Linked DNA regions of Homo sapiens: region 1 is linked to region 2. A link is an interaction called in ENCODE POLR2A ChIA-PET data of the cell type or tissue named here. Cell type or tissue: OCI-LY7. All regions are shown on one strand. Links, peaks and the distances in the headings refer to the core of each region. The heading gives the core; the rest is flanking DNA.

The links. Peaks named below come from ENCODE experiments on the same cell type or tissue, not always from the same donor. Only the 100,000 strongest peaks of a DNase experiment are listed, where the experiment ranks them.
Region 1: POLR2A ChIA-PET joins it to region 2 with 5 read pairs; 4 of 35 experiments call an interaction of 5 or more read pairs at or near these places.

The regions. Positions count from the first base shown.
Region 1 is chr13:50,532,189-50,544,300 of GRCh38, forward strand. No RefSeq gene overlaps it. Among named protein-coding and RNA genes, the nearest start is that of DLEU1-AS1, 11 kb to the left of the region's middle. In OCI-LY7, for the core only: no CTCF peak of the experiment used is centred there; a DNase peak (open chromatin) is centred at 3,113.
Region 2 is chr13:50,371,837-50,383,948 of GRCh38, forward strand. The region is part of intron 2 of DLEU1 (deleted in lymphocytic leukemia 1); the gene reads left to right. Among named protein-coding and RNA genes, the nearest start is that of DLEU1-AS1, 150 kb to the right of the region's middle. RefSeq lists an enhancer at 6,569-7,165. In OCI-LY7, for the core only: a CTCF peak has its summit at 5,273 (motif pointing right); DNase peaks (open chromatin) are centred at 4,315 and 6,825; H3K4me3 peaks cover 2,081 bases; H3K27ac peaks cover 1,705 bases.

The DNA of each region.
Region 1 (12,112 bases), core at 2,403-10,402, 160 kb after region 2:
TATCTTGTGACCACTTTCCACTTATTTACCTTAGAAGCAGACTCGTCTAATTTGAGTATTTGGAATGATATGTCAAGTTCTAGACTTTGTTTTTAATTGAGATATAACTGACATACACTAGTCGTCCGTTTAAAGGGTACAATTCAGTGGCTTTTAAGTATATTCACAGAGTTGTGCAAATGTCACCATGATCTAATACCAGAATATTTCTGTCACCCCCAAAAGAAAACCTATGCTCATTATCAGTAACCCTTGATTACTTCTTTCCGCCATCCCTGGTAACCACTAAACTACTCTTAGTATTTATGGTGTTGGGTCTAAGAAAATGATACCCCACACAATGGTGCTTTGGCATACTGAACACTTTGAATTAAATGAAGATGGAGTACCTTAGAAGCTGTCTCAGAACCCAAAACATTTTAACCCTCTTTTGTTTCTTCTCCCCTGACTCCAAGAGCAAGGAGGGACTCTGTCTGGAATTTCCTTATCTAACTAAGGAAACTTCTCAAAAGACATGCAATTGTCTGAAGACTCACTCTCCAGGAATCTCATGAAATAATCCAGAAAGATTACCCACCTGAGAGAAGAAAAGACTATAAAAGTCATCACTACATGCAGTTAGACTTTTCATCTATTCTTTTGAGGGCAGGTTGGAGAGATTACCTAGGAGACTTTTTCTACATACTAAGACAACCTTTGTTCACAAGGCAGTTCCACCCCTCTCCTTCCCTTAACTTGCCAGTCCCATTCAGTTTCCTAAGATAATTATTTACAAAATAATATTTGCCTCCTGGGTGCATTCATTTCCTCTGAAAATCACTTACTACCCTTCTAAAATTTGTTACAGCTCCCAAGTTTTCTCTCCCCTATGAGGAGGACATTTAAACCTTAACCATATGGCCCTTTTTTGAGTCTCATGTTTTGTATGGCTCCCATGATTATGCATATTAATTAATGTGTAAACTTTTTCTCATGTTAATCTGTCTATTGTCACTTTATTTCAGTGAACCTTCAGAAAGGGCAGAAAGGAAGTTTACTTCTGCCTCTACAATGGATTTGCCTACTTTAGACATGTTTTCAAGATTTATCCACGTCATGGCATATACCAGAACTTCATTTCTTTTATGATTGAATAATATTACATGGTTTTAATATACTATATTTTGTTTATCTGTTCATCAATTAATAAATCTTTGGGTTGTTTTCACTTTTAGGCTATAATAATTAACGCTGTTAGGAATATTTACTTGTAAGTTTTTGTTATATGTTTTTAATTCTCCTGGGTAGATACTTAGGGATAAAATTGCTGAATTAGATTGTAACTTTATGTTTAGAAACTGCCCAACTGTTTTCCAAAGTAACTATCATTTTAATATTTCACCAGCATTGTATGACAGTTCTGGTCTTTCCTTATTTAAACTAATACTTAATTGTTGCCTTTTATTGTAGCTATCCTAGTAGATATGAAGTGTTATCTCATTATGGTTTTGATTTGCATTCTCTAATGACTAATAATATCAAGCATCTTTTCATGTGTATACAAGATATTTGTATATCTTCTTTAGAGAAATGTCTACTCAAATCCTGTGCCTATGTTTTAATTGGATAATTTATGTTTTTATTGTTGAGTTGTAATAGTTTTTAAATATATTCTGGATCCTAGACCTTTAACAGTACATGATTTGTAAATATTTTCTCCCATTCTGTGGGTTGGCTTTTCACTTCTTTATATTATCTTTTGAAGTACAAGTTTTTTATTTTGATAAAGTCCAGTTTATCTATTTTTTTCTTTTTTTGCTTGTCTTTTGGTGTCGTATCTAACAAACCATTGCCTAAATCTGAGGTCACAAATTTTACAGCTGTGATTTCTTCTAAGAGTTTTATGCTTTTAGCTTTCACATTTAGGTCTTTGATACATTCTGTGTTAGTTTTTGTATAGGGTAAGAGATAGGAATCCAATTTCATTCTTTTATATGTGTATATGTGTATCTCCCATTTTTGCAGCACCATTTGTTTAAAAGACTATTGTTTCCTCCTTTGAACTGTTCGGACATTCTTGTCAAAAATCAGTTGACCATAAATGTATGAGTTTATTTTCAGACTCTCAATCCTATTCCATTGATAAATATGACTATCCTATGCCACTACTGTACAATCTTTATTGCTGTAGCTTTGTGCTGTAGATATCAAAATCAGTAAGTGTTAGTTCTTTAACTTTGGGTTTTTTTTTTCAGATTATTTTTGTTATTCTGGACCCCTTGCATTTCCACATGAGGTTCAGTATTAGCTTATACATTTATACAAAAAAGGCAGCTGGAATTTTGATGGAGACAGTGCAAAAACTCTAGACGAATTCAAGGAGTTTGTTATCTTAACAATATTAAGTGTTCCAATCCGTGAACCCAAGATGTATTTCCAGTTATTTAAGTCTTCTTTAGTTTCTTTCAATAACATTTTATAGTTTTTAGTATGCTAGTCTTGGAATTATTTTGTTAAATTTATTCCTAATTATTTTATTCTTAAAGCTGTTATAAATGAAATTATTTTAATTTTATTTACTGGTTGTTCATTGCTGGTGTATGAAAATACAATTGAGTATTCTGTATTTCTCCTGTATCCTTTAACCTTGCTAAACTGGCTTATTAGACTTTCGTGAATTCCTTAAAATTTTCTATATAATGTCATTGGCAAAGAGATAGATTTACTTCTTCCTTTTCAATTTGGCTGCCTTTATTTATTTTTCTTCACTAATTGCTCTGGCTAGAGACTCCAATACAGTGTTGAATAGGAGAGGCTAGAAAGAACATTCATTTCCTGGTCTTAGTGGGAAAGATTCCAGGATTTCGGCATTAAGCATGATATTAGCTGTGCATTTTACTCTGATGTTGTTTACCAAGTAGAGGAAGTTCCCTTTCATCCCATTTATTGAGTGTTTCATCATGAAATCATTTTTATTATAGATTCAGACAAATTATTTTTCTGCATCTTTTGAGATGATTCTGTAATTTTAGTCTTTCTTTATTAACATGGTATATGACATAGAAAAATTTTGGTATATCAAACCAACCTTGCATTCCATTGATAAATTCCATTTGATCATTTGGTACAATTCTTTTTAAAATGTTGCACACTGAATTAAGTGTTCTAGTATTTTTTGAGGTTTTTTTTGGCATTTATATTTATAAGGGATATTGTTCTGGAAGTATCCTTACTTGGGATATTTTTGTCTGGGTCTGATATCAGAGCAACACTGATCTTATAGAATAAGATGGGAAATAGTCCCACCTCTTCTATTTTTGAAAGAGTTTGCAAAAGATTGCACTTACTTGTTTTTGAAACATTTGGTAGAATTTGCCAGTGAGTACATCTGGTCATAGGCTTTTCTTTGTGGGAAGTTTTTTGATTATGAATTCAATTTCTGTATTTGTTATAGGTTTATTTAGAGTCTGGCAGTTTGTTTATAATGTGCCTCAAAGAGAATTTTTTGGGGGTTGAATCTAATTAGGGACCTTTGAGTTTCCTGAATCTGGGTGTTTATATCTCTCCTAAGACTTGGGAAGTTTTCAGCTATTATTTAATTAAATAGGTTTTCTGTGCCTATCTTCATCTCTTCTCCCTCTGGCATTGTTACAATATGAATATTTGTTGGCTTAATGATGTCCTGTAGGTCCCATAGGATTTCTTCATTCTTTTTATTCTTATTTGTCTTACCTCTGAGTTATTTCAAAAGAACTATCTTAAAGTTCAGAAATTCTTTATTCTGTTTGATTTAGTCTGTTGTTGAAACTCTCAATTGTATTTTTATTTCATTCAAGGCACTCATCAGTGTCAAGATTTTCGTTTGGTTCTTCTCATGATATCAATCTCTGTTGTTTTCCTAATTTCATTGAATTGTATTGAATATTGGCTGTATTCTCTTGTATCTCACTGAGTTTCTTAAGATCATTATTTTAAATTCCCTTTCTGGAATTTTGTTCTTTTCTTTGGATTCTGTTACTGGAGAATTATTTTGCTCCTTTAGACGTGTCGTGTTTCCTTACTTTTTCTGTGTGTGTGTGTGTGTGTGTGTGTGTGTGTGTGTGTGTGTTCCTTTGTTGATATCTGTGCATACCAGTGGAACAGTCATCTTTTCAAATTTGGTGGAGTAGTTTTCAGAGGGAGAGACTGTTTCCTGCACATGAGTCATAGGATGTTGTTTAAGTGTGGTGTGTTGGCTTTGGTTTTAGATGGACTCAGTAGCATGGTCTCTGCATTTTATTCAGCTGCAATCCTCATTTATAGTGTCTGCAATTGTTTCAGTGGCCTAGGCTGTTGGTTTGTGATGGCAGTGATATGGTTTTGCTGGGCGAGGTGGGGTGGGGGTAGGGGTTGCTGGGCTGGCTGGCAGGCCAAGTGTGTAGGTATATCAGACTGTCCAGCTGTGTGTCATCTTCCATATTGTGCAAGTCCACCTATTCCCTTGTGGGTGGGGTGCTCTATGTGTTTGAACACCAAAATCTTAGCCATTCCACACAGCAATAGGCTCCAAGCAGCTAGGATAGTGGTGATGCAGCCACTCAAGCGAGCATACTGGAATGATGGCATGACTTCAGGGATACAGAAAAATAGTGGCTACTGGATCCCAGGGCAGGACTCACTCTAGTAGTGGGTCCAGTTTCGAGATGGCACTGTGTCATACAGCTTTGGTGTGGGGAGTGGGGTGTGTGTGTGTGCACAAAATGGGCTCCTGTTTTGAGGCAATGCAGTTACATGAACTCTAGGCAACTCTCCTAACTGGTTTAGGACATGTGAGGACTATCTACCTCTCCTGTAGCAAAGAACACAGGCATCTGCAGCAGTAACGAGGACTGCTGGGCAGTTGTAGCTTACCCTCTCCCCATAAGAAGTTCATCCTGGCTTTGAGCTGATCTCAACAGGGAAAACAGTATGGCTGAAATAGGGTTCTTCACTCTCTTGTCTATGGTGCTATCCTGGGTTTCTGTGTTCCACAAGGATTTTGCAATTTTCCTGGTGCTCTCCAGTGTACTTCCTCATTCATGCTAGTGAAAATACAGTTGTTTATTCATTGTTTTGGTCCCTTTTTGCTGGGGAAGATGAATACCAGGCAAGTCTAGACAGCTATCTTGCTGACATGCCAGTCCACAAGTTTTTTCAGTTGTCTTAATTTGTAACAATCTTGTTCAGATTAAAATAAACTTAATTTCAATAGTATATAAAAATTTTGCATTTGTATAGCTCTATTTCCTTCTGCCTCCTTTGTGCTATTATTTACTAAATTTACTTTAGTCTGAAGGATTATCTTTAGTATTTCTTGTAGAGCAGTCTGCTAGTGATATATCCTTTCAGTTGTTTATTAGAAATATCTTAACTTCATTTTCCTTAGTTTTTTTACTATATTTAAAATTTCAGCAGCAAAATTTTGTGCTGTTACTGTAATACAAATTAGATTTATATAACATATACTCACAACACAAATTCATAATTATTGCTTTAAGAGGGTTTGAAATAATAAGTTAGAAAAATCAGAGTTACAAATAAAAAAATACATTTATACTGTCTTGTATATGTAGTTACTTTTTCTAATGCTCTTTATTTTCTTTATTTGAATTTGAGTCACTGTCTAGTGTTCTTTGACTTTAGTGTGAAGGACTATCTTTAGTATTTATTTTATTTTATTTTTTTTTGAGATGGAGTTTCACTCTTGTCACCCAGGCTGGAGTGCAATGGTGTGATCTCAGCTCACTACAACCTCTGCCTCCAGGGTTGAAGCGATTCTCCTGCCTCAGCTTCCTCAGTAGCTAGAATTACAGGCATGTGCCACCATGCCTGGCTAATTTTTGTATTTTTAGTAGGATGGGGTTTCTCCATGTTGGTCAGGCTGGTCTTGAACTCCTGACCTCGGGTGATCCACGCGCCTCGGCCTCCCAAAGTGCTGCGATCACAGACATGAGCCACTATGACTGGCCTATCTTGAGTATTTCTTGTAGAGCAGCCTGCTAGTGATAAATCCTCTCAGCTGTTTATTAGGAATGTCTTAACTTCACTATTTTGAAGAATACTTTTGCTGGATATAAAATTCTAGGTCGACATCTTGGTTGACATTTTTTTTTTTTAACACTTAGAGTATATAATTCCATTGCTTCTGGCTTCCATGGTTTCTGATGAGAAATTATTTGTTATTTTTATTGAGAATCCATTGACCTGATGAGTAGTTTCTTTCTTTCAGGTTTCAAGATTCTTTCTTTGTCCTTCAACAGTTTTATTATGATGTATCTAGTTGTAGATCTCTTTGACTTTATCATACTTGGAGTTCGTTGAGCTTCTTGGATATATAGTATAACATTTTCCTTCCAATTTGGAAAGTTTTCAGTCATTATTTTTAATTTTTTCCCCCTTTCTCTTTATCCTTGACGTCTGAGACTACATTTATGCATGTTTTTAGGCTTGATTATCTCTGAGTCTCTGCTTATTTTTTTTAATTCTCTTTATTTCTATTACCTAGAGTGGATAATCTCAATGGACCTGTCTTAAAATTTACTGATTCTTTTGTCTGCTTGCTGAAATCTGCTGTTGAGCCCTTATAGTAAATTTTTATTTCAATTATTTATTTTTCAACTCCAGAATTTCTATTCAGTTCATTTTTATAATTATCTCTTTATTGATATCCTCCATTTGCTGAAATATCATTCTCATACTTACCATAATTATTTAGATATAGTTTCCTTGGTTCTTTGACCGTTTTTTAAATTTCTGACTTAAAGTCTATGTCTAGTAAGTCCAACGGCTGTATTTTCTTGTGGATAATTTCTGTTGCTTACTCTATTTTTTCTGTATATAGACTATTATCTGTCTTTGCATGTCCTATTTTTTTCCTGGGTATTTAAAATAATTTGATGTGGCACTGAAAATCAGACTTTCCTTCTTCTAGGGTTTCTGGTGGTAGTGGTTTTCTGAACTAATTCTTGCTGGTGGTAGTGGTTTCTGAACTAAATACAAAGCCTGTATTTGTTGTTGTTATTGTTATGAGTAGCCACTGAAATTTCTGCTCAGTGGTCAGCTAATGATCAGAGAGAAAGTATTTTACATGCCTGGAAGAAATAAGTACTAAAGTTTTTGCTGAGAGGTTCTGTGTACATTTTGGAGCATGGCTTTGACACTAAGTCAAGAACTTGACAATTCTGTCTTAGCCTTTACTTCCTGCTTATACAAAGCTTCAAGTTTAGCCAGAACTGAGAGCACAGGGCATTGTCTGTTTTTCCTGACAATACGCATAGTCCTGAACTTGCACATGGCTCCACATATGCATGTAGCCTTTTAGATTCCCAGGAATATGTCAGCTTTTCAAAGTTCCCCATGAACATCTCAGATTTTCCTTTGAAGCCTTTTGGTTAGTCTATTGTTTGTATCAACTGTGTCTCACTTCTTCAGGGAGCTGCAATATTCAACAGATTGTTTTCAACAAATGCTCCAGAGGAAAAGGCTGTTTGCATTAGATGACTTTTGAAGCAGATCTTATAAGGACAACCTTTTAAGTAGGGTCTTCCAGGGAACTTCCAGAAAGGTCAAATAATTTTAATTTTCTGGGAATGGGGATTCAAAGAAGCTCCAACCTTGTTTTGCCCTTTCCAGTGACTACAATGCTTTTGCTTTTCATTGTGATTGTGGGTTGTTTATTTTATATCTACTGTAGAGCTGGAGAAGGTAGAGTGGATTGGAATAGGACAAGTTAAAATGCCACAAAACTCTCTGTACTTACTGAGATTCAGCCATTTTTCTGAATAAACACTCTCTGGATTGCTGCAAGCTTTTGGTTCCTTTCCAGACTTCTGAAAAAGTTAACTCTGACAATTTTTGCTGGTTTTCTCATTGCTTTTATGGGGGAGAGGATTTTCAGAAGTCATTACTTCATCATTTTCACTGACATCACTTCAAGTTCTATTTTTTTAATGAATTTTTTAAAGAATTCTGAAATTCCCTCTTAATCACACCTAAATGAGCCACTGTTTATTGAACTTATATTGAACTAATAAGAACAGAATTTAGTTTAACTCACCTGGCAACCTTGATGAAAAGTGGAGTCAGCTGAGCCATTACTCCTTCTCTAAACAATGCTGACTGAATGCAATGTCACTTTGATAGACATTACAGTCAAACAAATGCTCAACACTATTTAGTTGTCTGTATTTGATACTATGTTGAGTGCTGAATAGGTGGAGTGAAAAGATTATTATTCTCAGTTTCTGGTAGCACCACCTGCTCTAGTCAAGACCAGGTATTGAATTCTACTCAGAAATTTTGTCTGTATGGATGACACCTTGTACTAAGTAGATTATTAATGCTTACATTTTGTTTCTTGGGGGGTACTTTAAGACTGCATAATTCAATCTTGGATCCTTAGAATCCTAAACTTTTAGAATTGGAAACATCCTTAGGTATCATCTAGTCTTTCATTTCCCAAAAGGTGTTCTAGAGATGTTTATAAATGCAAAGGGACAGAAGAAATACTTTGAGTGAATGTGGCTTAAACAAAGTCAAGCAGGTTTATTTACTGCTGGGGTTTTTGTAACATTCAATATACTACTTTATACTCTAAATTTCTAAAAGGGGGCAACAACTTGTTGCATTTCCCTAATTAATTGGAGAATGAATTCTTTTTATTAAAACATGTCTCCTAGAAAATGTTCTGTAGGGTTAGGAAAACACTGACCTAATTCAGTATCATTATTTTATCTATAAAGAGATTGAAGCTCAGGACTGCCAGATTTAACAAATTACAATGCAAGTCTTCTAGCAAAATTTGAATTTCATGTAAATAATGAATAACTTTTTATCATTTGCATAAGGCATACTTATACTGTACTAAAAATATATTACTTATATGAAATTTACATTTAGCTGAGCATTCTGTATTTTTGTCTGGTGATCCTAGCAATTGGCTTATCCAAAATGACATAGCAAATGCATAGAAGAACTGGGGCTAAAATAAAGTTTTTATACTCTTACTTAGTGGTTTTATTTTCTAAGCTACATAGCATGGTTAAGGGTTTAATGGCACTGTGGCCTACTAAGGAGATACTATAATACATATAGAACCGCTTCACTCTTCTGTGACCCTCTATCACAGTGTCTGCCTAACAACCTAGCAGGAGAATACTACAACCAATATTAATGTAATTGAAAAATAACAATGATGGCCAGGTACGGTGGCTCATGCCTGTAATCACAGCACTTTGGGAGGCCAAGGTGGGTGGATCACAAGGTCAGGAGTTCGAGACCAGCATGGCCAAGATGGTGAAACCCCGTCTTCACTAAAATTACAAAAATTAGCTGGGTGTGGTGGTGGGCGCCTGTAATCCCAGCTACTTGAGAGGCTGAGGCAGGAGAATCGCTTGAACCCGTGAGGCGGAGGTTGCAGTGAACCAAGATCGTGCCACTCCGCTCTAGCCTGGGCGACAGAGGAAAACTCTGTCTTAAAAAAAAAAAAAAGAAAGAAAAAGAAAATTAACAATCATAATGATGACTGACCTTTATTGGATGCTTACTGCATGCCAAGCACTGTTCCAAGAGACTTCTGTCTTTTGTCATTTATGCCTCCACAACAGCCCTATAGGCAGGGGCTATTGTTTTCCCATGTTACAGATGCAGGAACTGAGGCACAAGAGGGTAAGCAAATTGGCCAGGATCTCTCACAGCAGATAAGTGGCAGAGCTGAGGAAGAACTTTTAGGAAAGGAAAATTATATTTTGAAAAATCCCTTTTAAAATATATACCATAATTGAGAAGAAGTAAACTTTCTTTTTGACCGATCTCTGGAGGCTTGTTTGAACTCACTTTTAAGAAATAAAACCTCTGCCTGTCAGATGAATATCTTTATTGCAAAGGAAATTTGTATCATACAGCTCCTCCTAAGCAAGGAAAAACATAAAACAGAGATCTATGTTGGGTTGTGATATCTCTTTCTAGGTGAAGGTTAGGGGCAGAACCATAGGTCTAAGACTTGGAGCTGCAAATAGCAACAGGTCCTGCACATGGTACCTGCATTTGTAAGTGGAGGACAAAAACCACATCTTATCACTCCTCTTTCCTCAGTAGAATGTAGAGCAATAACTGGCATGTAGAAGGAGCTCAATAAAGATATCCAAACATATCTTTCTAGGAGATATGTTTTAATAAAAAAGGTCTGTTCTCTAATTACTTAAGGGGAAAAGACCCTCACTAATCCTTTGAGTAGAGACACACACTCATAGCACCCACCACCAAAGCCTTCTTTCCCGTATGAAAGACAGCGATGCATGTGAGAATGGCTTCAGATTCCCTTCCTTTTTGACACTGAAACCTGACATTCTTTTGGATTAAGAACCTAACTAGCTCTACCCAACTAGCTCATAGATTCCTTGGCTGGAAAGCTGCCTTGGAGAGTTAAGAAAAATGAGGTTTCCAGAAAATTGAGGTGAAGGGGCACAAGCCTTTCAAAGCTGTCATATTAAAATCAGCACGTTGACCATCATTTTCTGGAGACTTGGAGTGTAGACGAGAAGGCAGCCAGGGACATGGTGAAATGTGATTTTATCTCGGTGGTCAGTCTGAGTCTTTGTGGATCTCCTCACTCACATGTCTTTCCTCACTGATACCCAGCCCTTATTTACCAAGTCCCTTTGGCAAACAAGGGACCCATTTCCTCTTGAACTCTTGTCAAAATCGTTTTTAATTATTATAGATTTATGGCTCAAAAAATCGGAGAAATTCTAAATTAGTGGCTTAAAACATCAGCTGAATCTATCATATTCCATTTTTATGATTACAACTACTATCAATAATAGCTATCATTTTCTAAGGGCCTACCTTGTTCCATGTATTCTACTAAGTGCATTATATACATTAACTCATTAATCGAATGGAAACTAACATTTCTCTGGAGGAATACATTTAGGCTCAGAGAGGTTAAGTAACTTACCTAAGGTTCCACGATGAGTTGGTGTTCTGAGAATAAATGTGCACTAAAGGACTACAGCAAACATTTTACTATTTTAGGCTTATGGAAATGAGGCAAACTCAATTTGTGAGACACACATTTTAATAAACTGTGTTTAAAGCTAGAGTTTACCACCTTCTCACACACTGAGTAACTTGAACTATGTATGCAAAGAACAGCTGCCTTGCGGGGGGGGGGTCTTGGAAGACCTACAGATGAGCCTTATTTATAATTAGAGTGCCACTCTTTAAGCATTATTTATAATTAACATGTCAGTGATTTATAATTGAAGAAATCCTCCTATTTTTAAAAGACTAATAAACTGTTTTAAACTATTTAAATTATAATTCTTTTTATCCTTGATTTGATTACCAAACTTCAGGCCAGTTCTGTAACTGACTCTGAATTAATGGAAGTGAAAACTAATGCAGTTTAATGTAGAGGATTTGTAGCCATCCTTGTGTGGCTTTCTTATTTAAAATACATCTCTTCTTGACTGGCACTGGCTGTTTGGATATCTGTAAGATTCACCCTTTGCAAGAATAGAATCAAAGCCTCTAAGGAATTGGATTTAATTCTGAGAACGTGGAATTTTCCTTTGAAGTGACCCTTTAAAAATATTAGCAAGTTCCTGCCTTAATATCCAACTTGTATGCCTCACTGAGTTTTCATGAGATTCGCAGCCATCACTAGTTCTTTGTCTGGAAGCTGAAATGAAAAGCTAAGAGTTGTAGTGGGCTGAGAGAACACTGCTCCGGCGTCGTGCCCCGCTGCCTGTTTTCGTCCAAATGACTCAGATACAGTACTACAGCTGTTTCAGCATTCTTGGGTTTTGTTTGCCAGCTCTATTGGAGACTAAAGCTTATATAAGTAATATGAAACCTTAGCATTTACAACATAAAGCCACCACAAGAACTCACAGACATTAAGCATTGGTAGGATTTTATTTGGAGGAATTTTATTTTAAAATGTAATATCCTTTTCCTTTCTTTGGCAAAATAGAATCAGGAGAACTTGGATGGAACTCTACTGCTTATGAAAAGTCTCACCCTGTTCTTATAAGCAAGTCTGTCACCCTTGATTGGAAAGTAATAATTCATAAAACTTGATGTTATTATCGTTCCTCTGCCTGGAGTGATA
Region 2 (12,112 bases), core at 1,927-9,926:
GGAGGAATGAAGGAAGAAAATTGGTGAGGAGGCTGTTCTAGGAATTGAGGTGTGAGATGAGAAGAATGGAGGACTCCCTATTGGAGAGAAAGGCTTGACCCGTGAGCCAGGGAGAGCTGAGCGGCGAAGAGTAACTTGGAATTATTCCGCCAAGAGCCAAAGTATTTATTTCTTACCACGAATTGTTAAAATGTGACTATGAAGAGTAGTAAAAGCATAATAAGGTGTGAACTTAAACCCTTGACACTCTTTCCTCTCCCTTCCCTGAAATTCCTCTCTTAAGATCCAACAAGGGACTTGAAAAATAATATTGTGAAAATGGCTTGCAAGACACAGCTGGATTCCTCACAGGACTAGCTTTGTTAGCAGAAATTGCTCTAGGATCTGCAGTATGCAGAGCACAGGGGTGGGCAGATCAACCTCAGCCTCTGGATTGGGTTTGGGAGAAAGTCTCTTTAAAGCCCCCAGCACTATTCCTGGGAAGCCCCACTTTAGGAGTTATGTCCCGGGAAGGTTCCTGACCTGCTGTCCTAGCAAAGCCCAAGCTTCCCTTCTTGTCAAAGTTGGACTTGGGCACCCTGCTGTTCAGCTCTCCACCTAGGCAAGCTTTGTGTAGCGTTCAGGAGGCTCTAAGAGTTGTAGGGCTTCCCTTCTGCAGTTTTAATTTGAGTGTTAATAAAAAAACTCTTTAGGCAAGTGATAATATTGGTACAGACCTCTTTGAAAAGAAGAGAGGAAGATACACGACCGAATGCATTTCAACTTCCACAAGAGCTATTTGAAGAGGATAAAGATGAAGGGTAAAGGGATAAAGTGGGTGGTGGAGTGGAAGGCCAGTTGGAGTAGTTTATTCTATAAAGAGTGAGATAATTGGGTGGCCATTTGCAAACACACACACACAGACACACAAACACACACACAATTACACCCTTCACTGTGCACCAAATGCATCAAGGATTTATATATTTTAATATTAACTTTCATAATACAATCTTTTATACTATGAAAATAAGTAAATATACCACTTTCTTTTCTTTCTAAACATTCACTCACTGAAGGATATCTAGGTTGTTTTCATTTTTTGGCTATCACCAGTGAAGCTGCTGTGAACTTTCATGTACAGATTTTTGTGGGAGCATACGTTTATCTCTCTGGGATAAGTGACCAGGTATAGTACAATCACTTCTGGGTCAAATGGTAATTGCGTGCTTAGTTTTGTAATAAATTGCCAAACTGTTTTTCAGAGTGGCTATATCATTTTACATATTACTTATATATGTATATATAAATTTTTTAAATAATAAAAATTTTATTATATAGTTTTAAAAAACATGACATCAGATAATTTTGTTTTGCTATCATTATAAAGTGAAAAATGAATGTTTAATATGTTAAGAATGGAAATCATGCTCACAGTATATTCTTTTAAAGATAGTTTAAAAATAAATTTATGAAGAAAGAGAGAGATTGATTTAGTTAGTATTTAGTTAATATGAACTTCTATAACAAAATACCATAGACTAGGTAGCTTAATAGCAGAAACAAAATTCTCACAGTTCTGGAGGATATGTGATTAAGTAAAACATGCAAGACAAGAATACTATAAATAGCACAATATGATTTTAAATAAATGTTCAATTCATTAAAAAAATAAAGGTACACACACATGCAAATTCTTGCTTAAGGACAAGGTTATGAACCTTGGCAAGTCACCTCCATGGAAATATTAATGTATATCATGCACAAGGAGTGGAGGAGCATCACTGGGGGTGATTTTTCTTCCCCAGGGGACATTGGCAATGTCTGGATGCATTTTTTGTTGTCATGACTGGTGAGGAGGATGTTACCAGCATCTAGTGGGTGTCAGCCAGGAATGCTGCTAAACATTGACAATGCATAGGACAGCCCCTACAACAAAGAATTATCTACCCTCAAAGTCAATAGTGCTGAAGTTGAGAAATCATGGTTTAGGGAGTCTTGATTAAAACTTTTCAACTGGGGTACCCTGAGATGGTGAAATATACTAGTATGCTTTGCTTCACAGTGTCAACTTTACTCGCATCTGCAGCAGGTGAGTTATAATCTTCACAGGAGCCAGCTCCTGGGGAAAGACTGATCATAGAAGAAATTCTCATTGGCTTTGACCAAATCCTTCTCCTTGCCAATTAGGAAATATTGACTTTCTAATCTTTTAGCAAAAGCTCCGTCTGTATTTGAATATATGTTTGGTTATAACAAATAACTTGTTTCCACAAATGGAAAAAAGTATCGTAAATGGCAACAGATATAGTTTAGTGCTGACTTTAGATGGTGGCTGGACCTCCTATAGGACAGGCAAAGCTAAGTACTTTCTACTCAAAGCCATCAAACAAAATGCTTACAAATTAGAATGTAATGGCCATTGCTTTACTTGTTTTGATAAACCAGAAAAACAGGCTTCAGCTTATTGAATCTATTATTGAACCCTAATTAGCTGTGGTGTTTGGACATTCTGAGGCCCATGGTAAGATAAATAATATTTATGGTTTCTTCCATGTATCAAATAATTGTGTACGAAATGTAGTATAGTATGGAATGCTCTCTTCTCTCAGAGTTTAGACCACAGAGTGACCAGGCGCTCATTGTGGGGTTAGGGTTGAAACGCTGGAGCCCAGCATGGGTAATCTTCGCGTAGACACTCTCACCGCAGATATCAGAGAGCTTAGCAACATCTCAGGCTCATGCAGACTCCTCGCTGGTTTCCTCACCAATGCCCTTCGTGTCGCCATGTGAGCTTTGGGTGGAATTGAGGAAGGGCAGCATTAAATACACTGAGTAATCTGAAAATGAAGGGTGGGGGAATTAAAAACGAGTTCACTTGGGTTCAAGGAAAATTTTTGAGGATGTCAGCATTTTCCATGTTGGGGGAAAAAAGAGATTTTAAAAAACTTTTCTCTCAGAGAACTTGCTAAAATATCATCAGTGCATAAGTGAAAGGAGATAGTGTGGAGAAAAAAATTTTAAGCCATCACCAAAAAGGCGAAGTCCCAAAGATACAAACCAAAATTCCAAGGTAAATACATCAATGAAGACAAACAGAACTGGTCTCAGTTTCCTTATCTGTAAAATAGGCAGAAACAATCCCTTATCCTAAACTCTTGAAACCAGATGAGTTTCAGAATTCAGAACTTTTAGTATTACAGAAAGATAATAAAGTACATATTGTCATTTATTATATAGAACACTCAGAGGCATTGGAGGGCAATATCCCTTAATGAAACACATTAATTTTTCTGTAGTGAAATGTGCACCAAATGAGTTAAGTAAAGACTATAAGTAGCCTCATGTTAGTTTGTTAGGTTTTGCTGCCAAGTAATTTTGCTTTAGACTTATGAAAAAATGTTCAGTTTTCAGAGATTTTAGATTTCTGAATTGCAAATGAGGGATGGTGTACCAGTGTCTGTCTCAAAGAGGTGTCCTGAGAATAAAATGCCATAATGGATAAATTGTGCACACTGCTGGTGTATACTAAGCATGTAATAACAGTGGCTATTGTTACTAGGTTTTTGTTTTTATAGGTAAAAGTATTCAGATATTATAATTATAATATTATTATCAGCATTGGAATTATTTTGGGTTGATGTATATTTCTTTTCCATTTCTTCTTTCCTTTTCTCTCCTTTTTTCCTTAACCCCCCACCCCTACTCCTGTCTGCCTGGCTGTCTCCCTCCTTTCCCCCTTCCTTCTTTCCTTCCTTCCTTCCTTTCTTTTCTTTTCTTTCTTTCTTTTCTTTTCTCTCTCTCTCTCTTTTTCCTCTCCCCTCCCCTCCCCTCCCCTCCCCTTCCCTTCCCTTCCTCCATCCCTCTTTTCTCCCTCTCCTACACAGGGCTTTGACCTTAATATCCTTGCATATAACAAATGATGTGAGTGGTCATCTCTCATCTGGTTTGGTTACTGGACAGACTCTTTAAGCTTCATCTGATTGTGTATGAATAGCAGTCCTCTTATTAAAGAGATAAAAACCAAAACTAAAACAAAAATAGTAAAACAAGCAGCACGCATCTCACTTGTCTTAGATTTCTGTGCCCTTTTTTCTCAGCAAGACCCAAGTATTCTAACCACAATGATTCTGATGACCAGGAATTCTAGAGCTGGCAGCCTGGCTGAGTCAGAGGGATTTGAGTTGGATCAGCACAGAATCCAGACCAAAGTCACGGTGAACTGGCATGAAAAACAACAACAACAGCAGCGGCAGCAGCAGCAACAATATAGACACATGCAAAACACAAAGCAGCCAGCTACCAGCCACCTCCGAATTGTATCCAAATGAACTGCTACTCATACCTCCACTTCCTGGGCCCCATTTCTCTGATTCCTTTCCGACTGCAGACCTATTAGCCACAGTCTCACATTGTTCTAGATCTCTACTTTCTCCCTTTCCTTGCTTTTGGCTCTGCCTTTTCTTTCTTTCTTTTCTTTTCTTTTCTTTTCTTTTTTTTTTTAAATAAGGCTTCAACTCTTCAACTTCTCCCCTTTTAAATTATGTTATGAACCATCCACAGGGGAGAAAAGCCAACAAACTCATGAACTACATTCTGTTTACAAGTTCGTTTCTAAGTCTGATTATTTATTTCTTTAATTTAGAAGTTCTATATCCCCAAGAGGACCTTAGTAACTGAAAGCTGCTCTTATTTTACTAATATATTTAATAACTCTTCATTTTTATAGTAAGAATGAATCTAGGCTTGCCATATATTTTCATGGTAAAATATTTTAATTCCTCTGAAGAAGACGGAGGATCTTAACCAAATGACTTATGCAGAGAATACAGGCATAGAAAAATGGAACAAATATCATTGTTAATTGTTTTTTCTGTGATGACAGTTTACTCTGTAGCAGCAATTCTTAAACTTGGTACCTGGTATTAGTACAGCAGGTGTTTTGGAAAAAGTAAAAGGATTCTGTGCCCACATAACTTTGTGAAACTTTACTTTGAACAAAATTAAGCAGATTTCATTAATGTAGAAACAGTGTTCCGGACATACAGTGTTTGAAATATTGGTACTGGCCTACTGGCAGGTCAGTTGTGAGGTCTTGACACCCTCAGTTTTCTACCAAGGAAAACTACTCAGTTAACAAGCTACTGCTCATAGGCAGCCATAGTTGGACTTTTCCCCTCATCATGGCTGGTGATGGGAGTGGGCACTGGATTCCAGGCTGGCCAGATCATGGACTGGCCACAACTGCCAATCAAGGACAGGACCAGTCAATTAGCAGACAACACATAGAGGCCACTGGGAGGCAGCAGGGTCCCTGAGGATTTCCGAGGAAATCAGTCAGGTATAGGTGGAAGCCTTGAGAGATGAAAGAGAAAAGCAGAGTGGGAGGCAGGGTGGCTGATAGGCTGTGTCAGGAGCTGTGGATGGGAGACAGGAAATCCAAGTTACAGAGGAGAGGTGGATGGACTGCCTGCACCAGAGGGGCAAAGAGGTAACCTTATTCCTAGATCAACTCTAGGACCTTCCAGTTGTCTTTTGCTAGGTTGGGCTGTGCACCTTCCTGATTGCCCCAAGACATTCCTGTTTTTATTTCCAGTGACTTCCACTTCTAAACTTACTCATTACCCAATGCATTCTTGTAATACATTCTATCATAATTTGAAGTAGCTTGAGGACTTTGTACCTTGTAGCTAAAAAAGTCTAATGAATGCTTCTGGTTTATTCTTAAGGATTTTTTTATAATAACTTTTTTTCTCTGCAAAAATAGTACATGACAAATTGAAAACCCAATGAAGTACAAAGCAGACAATAAAAATACCTATAGTTACCCTCACTCAGTCACTGTTAAATTTTGGTATATATCTGTGAAGGGCTCTTTCTCTGTTTTCGAATTGCAAGAATGGGTGCACACCACATACACTGTTTTCTATTTTTTTAACCTAATTATTGTAAATATCTTTTTCTTTTTATCACAACATATTTAATTATTATGTCATATTTTGTTGTATGTCCAAAGTTCAATGAATTCTCAATGGTTGAACATTTTGGCTGTTTATTTATTTTTTGCTACTGTAATCAGTTCTGTGGTAAATCACCTTGAAGGTAAATATTTGCACACATTTGTAATTATCTCTCAGGATAAAGTCCTAGAAGGGGAATTGTCAGGTCACAGCATATGCACGGTTTTAAGGATTAGAATACTTATGGAAATTACTCTTCAAAAGGTCTAGGCTAATTTACATATCAATCCAGCAGCCTCTCGTAGACAAGCTTTGTTTTCTATAGCTTCTTTTTGGGCTTTTCCCCTGTCCTGTAGAACCTTCTGGATTTTAGTGTTGATTGTCCCACCCTTTTGATTTCAGAGCATTAGCCTTCTCTCTAAGCTTTTTAATGCTTTGCAATGAGATTACTAGTTCTATAATTTTCAGTGCTGGCTCTGGCTGCTTTGTCTCAGAATACCACTGCAATTTTCTGTTTTTTCTTTTCTTTTTTTTTTTTTTTTTTGCCAATGGATCTATTGAACTGCCTAGTGAGCAGTGCAGGGGGAGAAAGGTGAACCCAGTTTCATTTGCATCCCATGTGGCTTTGGCAGCAGTAGCATCGAATTAAACTCAAGCCCCGGAAGATGTGCTTCCTTTGGAAAATGAAAGACCTACAAAGTTCAAGGAGCCCATTCGTGGCAAGTAAATTAAGAGCGTAAACCCAAAGAATGTCTGCAGTTTACAGCTTGGTATTACACGGTTGCTTCTGATTGGTATAATCTGTCATTGCTGTGATGTGTTTAGAGACAACTCAGATTACACTCCTGATACACTAGCTAGGGCCAACCACCTGTGGCCCTAGTCAACGATCAAAGATAGTTACCACAAATGCTATTTGAGGAAATAATGGCTTAGAGTGGAATAAAAACTGCAGTGCTGCTTTTATTGTGTAACTTTTCATCTTATGTGCTTAGCGGAACAGGGCATGAGAATCCTATTTATTGGCAGTAAGACTCTTTCTTTTACCCTTGGTGTCACAAGGGCATTTGGGGAATTTTGCTGTTAGTTAAAAGTTCCAAGGCACCAAGCGCAGGCAGGCTGAAGAGATGAAACTTGAGCCAGTCATTTTTACTGCCTGTTTGCTTCTCTGGTAAGAACTTCTGGGAGAAGCATGAGGCTACCAGTTAAAATGTGTAGGTTGGACTTTTGTGGATTACCTATTTAAGTATTCATGTTTTCTCTAATAGAATAAGTACATGCCATTGAGAATAAACTGTATTTATTCATACATTTATGTATTCATTCATTTTTCCCTTATTCAAAGCCATCAACTGAATATCTATTAGGCACCATGCACTGCATATATTTAAAAAATATTTGCATGCATTTTATTCAAGAGTTTAAGTCCCAGCCAAAGCAAGAATTTTAGACTTTTATTTATTAATGTGCCTGGTTTTGTTACAACCTAATAATCTGCCTCCTGGGAGCCTTTAAGTCTTATGGTCTTATGGGGGTGGTGTAGGATGATTGGGGGATTGTCCTTTAATTAAATAAAAAGGCATGAATTGTTTGACACAGCGGTCATGTGAAAAAGGCAAGTTGTTCTCTAGTGCACAACAAAAAGATCGGAGCCCCTATTTCCAAGAAGTGTATTTTGTGGGGATGCAGGATTGGGGACCTACGCTGTGCCTCTGCGGTCACTTGGTTTCCATGGTCGCTCTCACCTCTGGAGGCCGTTCTTGTTTTGGCATTGCCTTCTCCTATGCAGGGTGTTGCCTCTTGTCCTTTATTACCCCAGAGTACTGCTGGTATGAGATTATTGTGTGAAGCTGACTTTTCAGAGGGCTGAGGCTACCCTTACTCTGATACCAGCTACAAGTTCAGAGGGTTTGCCAAACAACCCTCCAGTTTGATAATTTACCAGAAAGAGCCACAGAATTCACTGAAAGCCATACTTATGATTCATTACAGGAACAGGATACTAGTTAACATTAGCCAAGGAAGAGATGCCTTGGACAAAGCCCAGGAGGGGTCGAAATGTGGAGCTCCCATTCATCCTCTCTCGCTGGCATCATAGAGAGTATTACCTCCTCCCGACCACTGTTTGTGGCAGTATGCAGGGCATTGCTGGGCAGGGAAGCTCATTGAGCTTTTGGTGTCCAGAATTTTTATTGAGTCCTAATCACATACTATCTGCATGGCTGATCTTCAGTCTCCAGACCTTCCCAGAAGTTTTGGCTAGCATCTTTCATCCTCAGTTCCTCTGCAAGTGTGAACTGATACAACATGGCCTAAAGCCTCCATCACAAATCACGTAATTAGACTCTCTGATTGCCAAAGTCCCCAGGCAAACAAAGATACTCCCCTTAGACTGGACACTCCAGGGGCCTAGCATCACCTTCTTGTACCTGAGGGCAAAAGCCAGAGCTTTTGTGTGTGTGTGTAAAGTTAATTCTTCACGAAACAATTATATTAACAAAAATTTTCTAGAAATTTATAGATCATTCTTAATCTCACTGACTAGGTCTTCTCTCCACCTTGTGAACCCTGAAAACCTGAGACAGGTCTCAGTTAATTTAGAAAGTTTATTTTGCTAAGGTTGAGGACACGTACCTGTGACACAGCCTCAGGAGGTCCTGATGACATGTACCAAAGGTGGTAGGAGCACAGCTTGGTTTTATACATTTTAGGAAGTCACGAGACATCAATCACTATGTTTAAGATGTACATTGGTTCAGTTCAGAAAGGTGGGACAATTCGAGGCAGAGGCGGGGCAACTTGAAGTTGGGAGGGGGTTTCCAGGTCATAGGTAGATAAGAGACAAATCGTTGCTTTCTTTTGAGTTTCTAGTTAGCCTCTCCAAATGAGCCAGTCAGATATGCATTCATCTCAGTGAGCAGAGGAGTGACCTTGAATAGAATGGGAGGCAGGTTTGCCCTAAGCAGTTCCCAGCTTGACTTTTCCCTTCAGCTTAGTGATTTCGGGGTCCCAAGATTTATTTTCCTTTCACAACCTCTTCATTTTCCATTATATTTTTTGAAGTTCCTTTTTTATCTAGACCCTCTGAATATCATCCTTTTACCTCATTCATGGATGCATATTCTTTCTTTTTTAGGCTGCCTTAGAAATGCAAAATTCCCCTCACTTTGCTATGCAGAGCAATCCATCTCTCTTGGATTTGCCTTAGTATAACCAGGAGCCCAGGAGGCCTCCCATTCCTTGTCTGCAAAAGCCTATCCATACCCATGAGGTATTTTCCTCAACAAAACAAAACAAAACAGGAATCTATTCCTGACTCCACCTCTCCTTTAGAAGGCCAATCCTGAACAAAAGTAATCATCAACCATAAATTTCTATACCCAGTGAAACTATCTTCACAAATGAAGGTAAAATAAAGACAATTTCAAGCACACAAAAAAATGAGAGTTTTATTATCCAAAGTCTCTCACTAAAGGAAGTTCCAAAGGACATATTTTAGGAAGAAGGGAAATGGTTCCAGAAGAAACATCTGAGTTACAGGAGGAAAGTTGAATAGACAAACAAATAACAAACAGAAAGGTAAACATGGGTAATTAAAAAAAAATGCAACTGCAATTGGTTTTTGTTTAAAATAAGAACAATTTATTTTCCCCTTACAGTTACATTTATGATTATATTGCAGGTGTTAAAAGAAAAACTTTAGAAAAATTAAATTTAGTAGAGTTTAATTGAGCAAAGAATGATTCACGAATCAGGCAGTGTCCTGAGCCAGAATAGGTTTGGTGTCACCTTGTGCTGGCTTGTGGTTGAAAAAGATTTATGGACAGAAAAAGGAAAGTGATATACAGAAGACAGAATGAGATACAGAAACAGCTGGCTTAGTTACAGCTCCACGTTTGCCTTATTTGTACACAGTCTGAACAGTTAGCTGCCTTTGATTGGTCCAAACTTGGTGATTGGCACAAGCATAGGTGACAGTCTGTGTACGCATCCAGTTAGATTACAGTTCACTATGTATGGAGAAACCTTTAGGCTGAACTTAAAATATGTAAGAAACCAGCTTTAGGCTAAACCTAATTTAACACAGGTAAATCTCAATTTAAATACTATTGGTAACCTTTTCTCATTATTGGCTGACAAATGATGTCCCTTTTCCTTTAGAAACATTTTCAAAGAATCCAATCCTTTTAGTCGTCAAATCAAGTGTTTCTTAGTTTTCAACTGAGTAAGAAAACTTTTTCATTTATTATTTACTAGGGTCAGGAGCATTTAGTAGCAATGATAAAAGTGCAGATCAGAGACTACTTATATTGAACAGAAGTGCTTTATAAGGTCTCTATTCAACTGACATTCTGTTAAGTATTTCTAGTCAATGGATTCCTACGCGGACTGTTGAAACTTTAAGCTCAGGATAAGTGGTCTGGATGTGCAGTGCAGTTTAGTAAATGAACTAGAGCTCGGGTTCTATTTGCAACCCAGTTTTTTGGAGCTGAAGGGGCCCTTGGAACTCTTTAATCCCAGGTAGAAAAATGGAGACTCAGGAAAGCAGCACAGAGCATTTGTTGTCTGAGATAAGAGAGATGGGGCCATTTGAGAGCTCTGACCAGGCCCATGGCAGGCAAAGGGCTGCAGAGCGTTTCAAATTGGCAAAATTGACCTGTACTTCTCCATGTTGTGCTTCTCCTCAGAACTTTTGGGAAGCCGTGTGACTGTCATCATTCCAGCTAGAACACTTTCTTCCTCCAGAAAGTTTTGTGATCTGTTAACAATCATGTCTGGACCAAAGAATTTGGGGAAACTTGAAGCCAAAACAAATTTATCTAAGATTGTTGTTGTTTTTAAACAAGTGGCCAGCTTTGCAAATTTATGGATTAGTCCCCAAAGCTTGTGCTCTATAATTGACCCTTAACAGGTTAGCAGTAGAGGAGAAGAGAGACAAAGGCCACACTCTAGGGACTAAGAGCTATGAGAGTGTCGAGAGGTTGGGAGGGCTGTGTGTGTGTGTGTGTGTGTTTGTGTTGTTGGAGAAGGATGATCAGGTGTAGGAGAGAAGGGAGTAACTGCCACACTTGTGAATTTGGAAGCAATTTCAAAATCTCTATGTGGAGATTTTCTTTTGTTATATGGACAAACTTGGGGAAAGCCTCAAAAAGTTGAATGTCTTAGATCTCCACATTCTATTTTTTTTTTTTTCCAAGAGAATGCTTACTTAGTTGCGGGAAGCAGCCTCTAGGTGTGCAGGAGTGCAGATGCATGTCTTCCTTCTCTTCTAGTGGCTGGGACTCTTCCTGGGCTGGCATGGCAGCAACTGTGGGTGGGTGGTGCAGAATTTGTGCTGGTGTGGGAGGCCCTCATAAGTGACCCAGCCTCTGTCATTTCCGAGATGTTCATGTGGTGATGTGTCCTTTGCTCTAAAACAGTTGCTGTCATTTGTGATAGGTACACAGAAGTGTATGGACACAGGTGCAAATTCCCAGACCCTTACCTGTCACCAGGAGGCTGGTGGACTTTTCCAGGGTATTTGCCCCCTTTTCGTCTCCTGAATGACAATGTTGTGAATTGCGTGGGGGTTCAATGGAAGTGTTTTACTGACTGGGGATTTTTATTCTTGCTCATTATAATATTATCTTCTCTTTATTTCCTCATAAATACTTTAGGTTTCCTGTTGTAACTTTTGCTTTTCAATATCCATTTTATCTGGTGGTGATGATGATGATGACAATCATAGAAAACAGTTACATAGCCATCAGAATGTACCAGGCACTGCTCTAAACACTCACCTTATGTTAATACATGTAGGCCTATTATTATCCCCCTTTTATAAATATACATGTTCTTAGACCTTTTCCTTTTATTAAATTAGATTTTCATTCTTATGTTATCCAGTTTTATACCCAAAGTTTTAGTTCCTTTTAAATTTATCATTCTGAAATTTTTATTGCTAAAAATTATTTCTAAGATAAGTTGTATTGTCCAATATTTTCAATTCTTTTTCTTATTTTTGTATTCTACTTGCTTAATTACATTTAATAATTATTTTCTTTAATGCTGCCTTAGGGTTAACATTTTTCATTTTTTTAATCCACTTTTAAAAAGTTCTTTTTTTCCTATATATAGGGGATATAGAAAAAGTTACACAATAGCATAGGGACACATTCTCTCCAAAGAGAGGC